Linked DNA regions of Homo sapiens: region 1 is linked to region 2. Evidence: chromatin loops called from intact Hi-C (ENCODE). Cell type or tissue: Calu3. All regions are shown on one strand. Links, peaks and the distances in the headings refer to the core of each region. The heading gives the core; the rest is flanking DNA. Region 1 overlaps RAPGEF5 (Rap guanine nucleotide exchange factor 5). Region 2 overlaps STEAP1B (STEAP family member 1B).

Region 1 (2,916 bases), core at 262-2,761, 180 kb after region 2:
GTGAATCTTATTTGATTGGATTATAGCATAATTTTATATCTAAATACAGTGAAGGCCACGTTCCTTTACAAATGAATTAAATTAGAGGAGGACAAAGTACAGACTAAAAATTTTCAGTTGAAATGAAGGTCGAAATATGGGGCCTTGGAGAAAGTAAGATACTTGTTGAATAGAGCAGTGATTTCTCACCCTGGATGCAATAGAATCACCTAGGAATCTTGGAAACAACAATGCACACTGATGCCTGGTTCAATCCCGAGATTCTGATTTAGTTGGGGCCTAAATATCAGTATTTTTTTTAAACCTCTCCAAATGATTCTAATGTGCAGTCAAGTTTGAGAACTGCTGAACTAGATGAAAACTCAAGCTATTTAAAGAAAGCATTTCCCAGTAAGTAGACCAAAAGTAGTGACCAAATAGCAATTGGGAAAGAAGAAACATGAGAAAAAGATGAGGGAGGGAAACTTTAATGTAACACTAGTAGAGGTTTACAGTCCCTTATTCACAGTCCTACATTAGAAAAACTCTGAAAAACAAAAGTTCTTCATAACTAACTTGGTGGCAAAATCCAACCAAAACTGAACATATTTGGTGGCAAAACTCTAGGCTTTTTCTAGTCTTCCTTTATCCCATTTGATTTGAATAGTAATGCATTTCATGGAAGAAATATTAATGTATCTGACTACAAGTTGCTGCCCCAGACCTCACTGAAGATACCTTTCTGAAATTTGTAAAATTTTGAATTCTGAAATACATCTAGTCCCAGGGAGTTCTGAAAAGGAGTTAAGGATTATAGTAGGGAAGGGTTATGACAGGAAAAGCCAAGCTAATAATTTACTGTTTCTGTCAGATTAAGAACAATGCATTTTTTTCTAATGACCTAGGCAGTGGTTTTGTATCCTCATTGGATAAAAACCATGGCCAGTATCAGAACATGGTTCTACTACATTTGGTACATTTCTCAAGCCTAACCCAACAGTGGCTCTATTTCAGGCATGGTGAGAGGAACTCAGGTTAGCCAACAACACAGTTAGATTACAGTAGAAAAATCATCATTGTCTTATAAAAGACTCTTCAGCATAACAAATGACTCCAGAATCTACAGATTTGAAACAACGTGTATTTATTATGTTGGTACCGGGTCTGTCTCACAGACTGTGGCAGATGGATGAAATGAGTACTCAGACACAGGTAAGCAGTGTGAGAGCACCTAGGTGACTGCCTGGCTCTAGTGGCCAGAGAGCAGCCCTGAGAAGCTGGAGCTGCTTGCTTTTATTCAGTGCAGGCACAGTGCCAAAAACCTGGAGCCAACACTACCTGTAGGTAATTAACATTCATTGTTCGCCTTTCAGGGAATGTCAGGTGTACATAGATGATCAAAGGTCAGTTCCTGGTCAACACAAGTAAGCAAGCTTGTTTAAGATAAATTCCCCCACATTCTTTTGTACCTACTCCTTGCCCTCTGCCTCAGTTTTATAGAACAGCTGCCTTCACCTGTTCTCCTCCGGGGCTCTGCAGAACCTTTCGACCTTTCAGAAGGTTTGTGTCCTTTCCCTATAGTTTTTCCCACCAATCTGACTGATCCCCCACATGTTAGGAGTTGGGAAGCACCTTAGCTAGGTAGTTCCTGCTCAGGGTGTCTCAGGAGGTTGTGGTCAGAATGTCAGCCAGAGCCTCAGTTATTTGAAGGCTCAACTGGCACTGGAGTATGACATTTCTTTTCCAGTGCCAACAGGTCCCTTATTAACACACAAAGAAAAGTGTAGTCCCTGTTTGTGTAATTGCTCAGAGTTTTAGTTTTCAATTCAGTTTCATATAAACCTAACAATTATTTGCAAAGGCCAGCTTTGAATCCTTCTAACATGTTCTGAAGATTTCTGCTGGGAGTAACTTATGATGGGAATGCCTTCTCTGAATTTTCATTGTCCTCCCTCGGGAAGTTTTTTCTCTCCCCTCGGTCCTTTCTGTGTTTTCTCCTTCTGTCTTTGTATAAATAGGGTTGTCTCTTCAACCACCTCTTGTGGGCTAATGAGTGAGTGTCAATTGCCCAGGATAATGTGAAGAAAAGGCAAACAGGTCCCTGCCTCAGTGGAGTTTCCAGCCAAAATATAGGCATTAGTCACACAACTTTAAATGATTGATTGCTAGGTCATTTAAAAAAACAAAAAAGAACTGTGAAGATGCTGTAGCAGCATGAAAGGGATCTTACCCAGTGTGTGGTCTGCTTGATCAGCACTTTCCCCTTTGCGTCTTGTAGGAAGACTAACCTATCTTTGGGTTTCTTTTTTTTTTTTTTTTTTTTGTCAAAAACTTTTTCCCTCCCAATGCAGAAACACGGAAGCTATCGTACATCCTCCTTTGCATAAAATACTCGTATCCTCCCATGGCAGAGGTTCAGTTGATGTAGTGTAGTACAGTACAGTAATCTCATTTATTTTATGTAAAAAAGCAGCCTAGGTTCTAAGTTGAACTGTGAAGTTCTTCATGCCTTTCTCACTGCCTGTCTCTCACCCTCCCAAGTGCCCCGGAAATGCTCCATTTTTTGCTCGCTCATCTCATTCTTTCCTTTCTTTCTCTGTCAACTCTTTGAAAAGCTGTAGTGTTATACAGTGGTGGGAATATAATCCTTTCCTTTTCTGAGCTGTTTCTATTTTGGGCATCATTTTCTAATTGGAAAAGGAAAAACTGAGAATCCCATAAAGGGAATTCAGGTGTGGAAAATTAAAAGAGGAAGCTGGAGATGACTGGTTTCGATCCGTTGTGAGCAAATTAAGTGATCCACCTCGTGCATGATTTTCCATCTCTGCCTTCTCCCTGTGTGTGTGCCACAGTGGGGTTTTCCCTGGGAGATCATAGAATCTAGAAACCATTGACAAGACCCTTGTGAATGTTTATAATCTGCCTCTTTGTCCCAAC
Region 2 (2,916 bases), core at 261-2,760:
TTTGATGTTGTGTTTTGATCAAAGGTTGTTACATAGGTATATATTTATGCAAAAAGGTCATCAATTTGTGTATTTTATATTATGTCCTAATTTTAGAACTAAAACTTCAGAAAGTAACATAAATTAAAAGTCACAGAAAAGAGCTTCAGGTACAGAGCTGTGTAGACTAGAGCTGCCCTAACAGATTCCCTTGGTCCTTTCCATCTCAACGACATGAATATGGTACTTTACAACCTCCCTGAGGCCAATGACTGCAAAGGGGTCTCTGTAGAGTTCAGGGGGAAATGCTGAGGGAGGCAGTAAGAAACTGAGTGATTTTTCTCATGCACATAGCACAGTTGGTGCTGGAAATGGAAATGCCTCAGCCTTCTACCCTAAGCCAGTGTACTTTCTGCACATCATGAGACCTTTCAGAAGGCTTCTTTCTAAAGATGGTTGAGATGGGTAATGGAGTGTTTTATAGACTATGGCAGAGAGTTTCATACGAGGAAAGCCAACAGAATGATTTTTGAAATAAAATCCTGTCGCAGTTGGTTGGCACTGACACGAATTTTTTAAAATAATGTCTTCCTGACTGCAGTGAGAAAGACTGCAGGGGAGTTGGTGGAAGGGGGAACATGTGCCAATCTGGGGGCTGTATGAAATTGTTTCACTTCAAAACAGAGCAGAAATATGAGAAATCAAAATAGTTTATCCCCTGTTCCCTGCCTTCCTACTCTTCTTGGGCAGGATTCAAAGGAGAAAAAGCTCAGCAAAAAAGCAATCTCCAGGGACTGGTATTGGGATTAGCAACTGCCAGGAAGACAAATAATTCTCACCTTAGAAATCCTGGTTGTTCTTCCTGAACACGTGAGAAAACGGGCTCCCTGTGCTTGCATAGAAAAGTGAAGATTTCTCGAGCTTGGGGTAAGATTCTCAGCCCTGGGCATCACTGCAAGGGAACCATGTAGTTCCTGCTTACTCTGCAGTTTTTACCCCGAGACTGAAGGAGTTCGCTCAGGACCCAGCCTATCAATCTATTGATTTGGGGAGAGGAGAGAGTAAAAGTCATTTATCCTTTCTCTGTAATCCTTTAACTGTACTTTTCTCTTGACGTTTGTTCCAGTTGTTAATTTATTGCCTTGCAGCTCCAAACCGTCCTTTTTGTCTTGCTTTGTGATCCTGAAGCTAGAATCTGCACATTACCGCATTACCGGCTCTTCTTTGACCGGCGGGTTTGGGTTTGGTGTATGGCGCGGGGAGGGGGGGGATTGTCTGCCAATAGAGGGCGCTGCAGGGAGCCTGCAAAGCTGAAAGGAAGGGAGGGGTCACTTTCTTTCCGTTTCTCACACAAATATGAGCAAATTGGAGTGTGGAGGGTCTCAGGAGCGTTCATTTCAGTGGTGACAGTTCTCAGGGTGCTGTGACGAGCACCCTCTGGCAGCCTGTTTCTTCTTTCCTGCAGTAGCCACGCCCTCGCTTCCAGAGTCTTTCCTTACTTACCTTTCCCTCAGTCAAGGGTGGTAGCAGCCTTCTGTAATTTCTACCTCAATTATATCTTAAACTTTTCCTTTATGCTTTTTAGGAGTTAATCATCCTTTGTCTGGTTATCAGTTCTTTATACTGGATTTCCCCTGTTTAAATTACTAATGAATCCCAGTGAAGAAAAGCCTGGGACCCAATGGCTTCACTGCTGAATTCTACCAAACATTTAAAGAACCACTAATACCAATCCTACTCAAACTAATGCAAAAAATAGAGAAGGAGTGTACTTCCAAACTCGTTCTAAGAGGCCAGTATTACTCTGATACTAAAACCAGACAAAGATACATTTTTAAAAAACCACAAAACACTACAGGCCAATACCTATGAATATTGCTGCAAAAATCCTCAACAAAATAATAGCAAACCAAATTCAACAATATATTAGAAAAATCATTTGTCATGACCAAGTGGGATTTATCCCTGGGATGCAAGGATTGTTCAACATACACAAATCAATCAATATGATACATCAACAGAATGAAGGATAAAAACCATATCATTTCAATTGATGCTGAAAAATTATTTGATAAAATTCAACATGCCTTCACGATAAAAGTCCTCAAAATACTGGAGATAAAATATACCTCAACATAAAAAAAGCCACGTGACAGACCAACAGCTATATTATATTAAATGGGGAAAAACAAAACCTTTTCTCTAAGATCTGGAACATGACAAGGATGCCCACTTTCATCACTGTTATTCAACGTCATACTGGAAGTCCTAGCTAGAGCAATCGGATAAAGAAAGGGCATCCAAATTGGAAAGACAAAAGTCAAACTATCCTTGTTTGCAGATGATGTGATCTTTTATTTGGAAAAACCTAAAGACTTCACAAAAAAAAAACTATTAAAACTGATAAATTCAGTAAAGCTGTAGGATACAAAATCAACATACAAAATGCCAACAATGAACAATCTGAAAAAGTAATTTTCTTTTCTTTTTTTTTTTTGAGACAGAATCTCTGTCGCCCATGCTGGAGTACAGTGACGCAATCTCAGCTCACTGCAATCTCTGCCTCCTGGGTTTAAACAATTCTTGTGCCTCAGCCTCCTGAGTAGCTGGGATTACAGGTATGTGCCACCACACCTGGCTAATTTTTTTGCATTTGTAGTGGAGACAAGGTTTCACCATGTTAGCCAGGCTGGTCTTGAACTCCTGACCTCAGGTGATCTGCCTACCTTGGCCTCCCAAAGTGCTGGGATTGCAAGCATGAGCCACTGTGCCGGGCCCCCATTTTCAGTAGTCACAAAATTAAATATCTAGGAATTAACCAAAGAAGTGAAAGATCTTTATAATGAAAACTGTAAAACACTGATGAAAGAAATTGAGGAGGACACCCCAAAATAGAAAAATATTCAATGTTCATGGATAGGAATAATCAATATTGTT

Evidence for each region. Hi-C counts contacts between places; a loop is a spot of excess contacts. Peaks named below come from ENCODE experiments on the same cell type or tissue, not always from the same donor. Only the 100,000 strongest peaks of a DNase experiment are listed, where the experiment ranks them.
Region 1: it touches region 2 in a loop (2.4-fold over the local background); 1 of 110 quality-filtered maps calls a loop at or near these places.

What each region holds. Positions count from the first base shown.
Region 1 is chr7:22,268,567-22,271,482 of GRCh38, reverse strand. The region is part of intron 6 of RAPGEF5 (Rap guanine nucleotide exchange factor 5); the gene reads left to right. Among named protein-coding and RNA genes, the nearest start is that of RAPGEF5, 87 kb to the left of the region's middle. In Calu3, for the core only: no CTCF peak of the experiment used is centred there; a DNase peak (open chromatin) is centred at 1,292.
Region 2 is chr7:22,450,753-22,453,668 of GRCh38, reverse strand. All of the region lies in intron 4 of STEAP1B (STEAP family member 1B), which reads left to right. Among named protein-coding and RNA genes, the nearest start is that of STEAP1B, 48 kb to the left of the region's middle. In Calu3, for the core only: a CTCF peak has its summit at 1,285 (motif pointing right); a DNase peak (open chromatin) is centred at 1,258.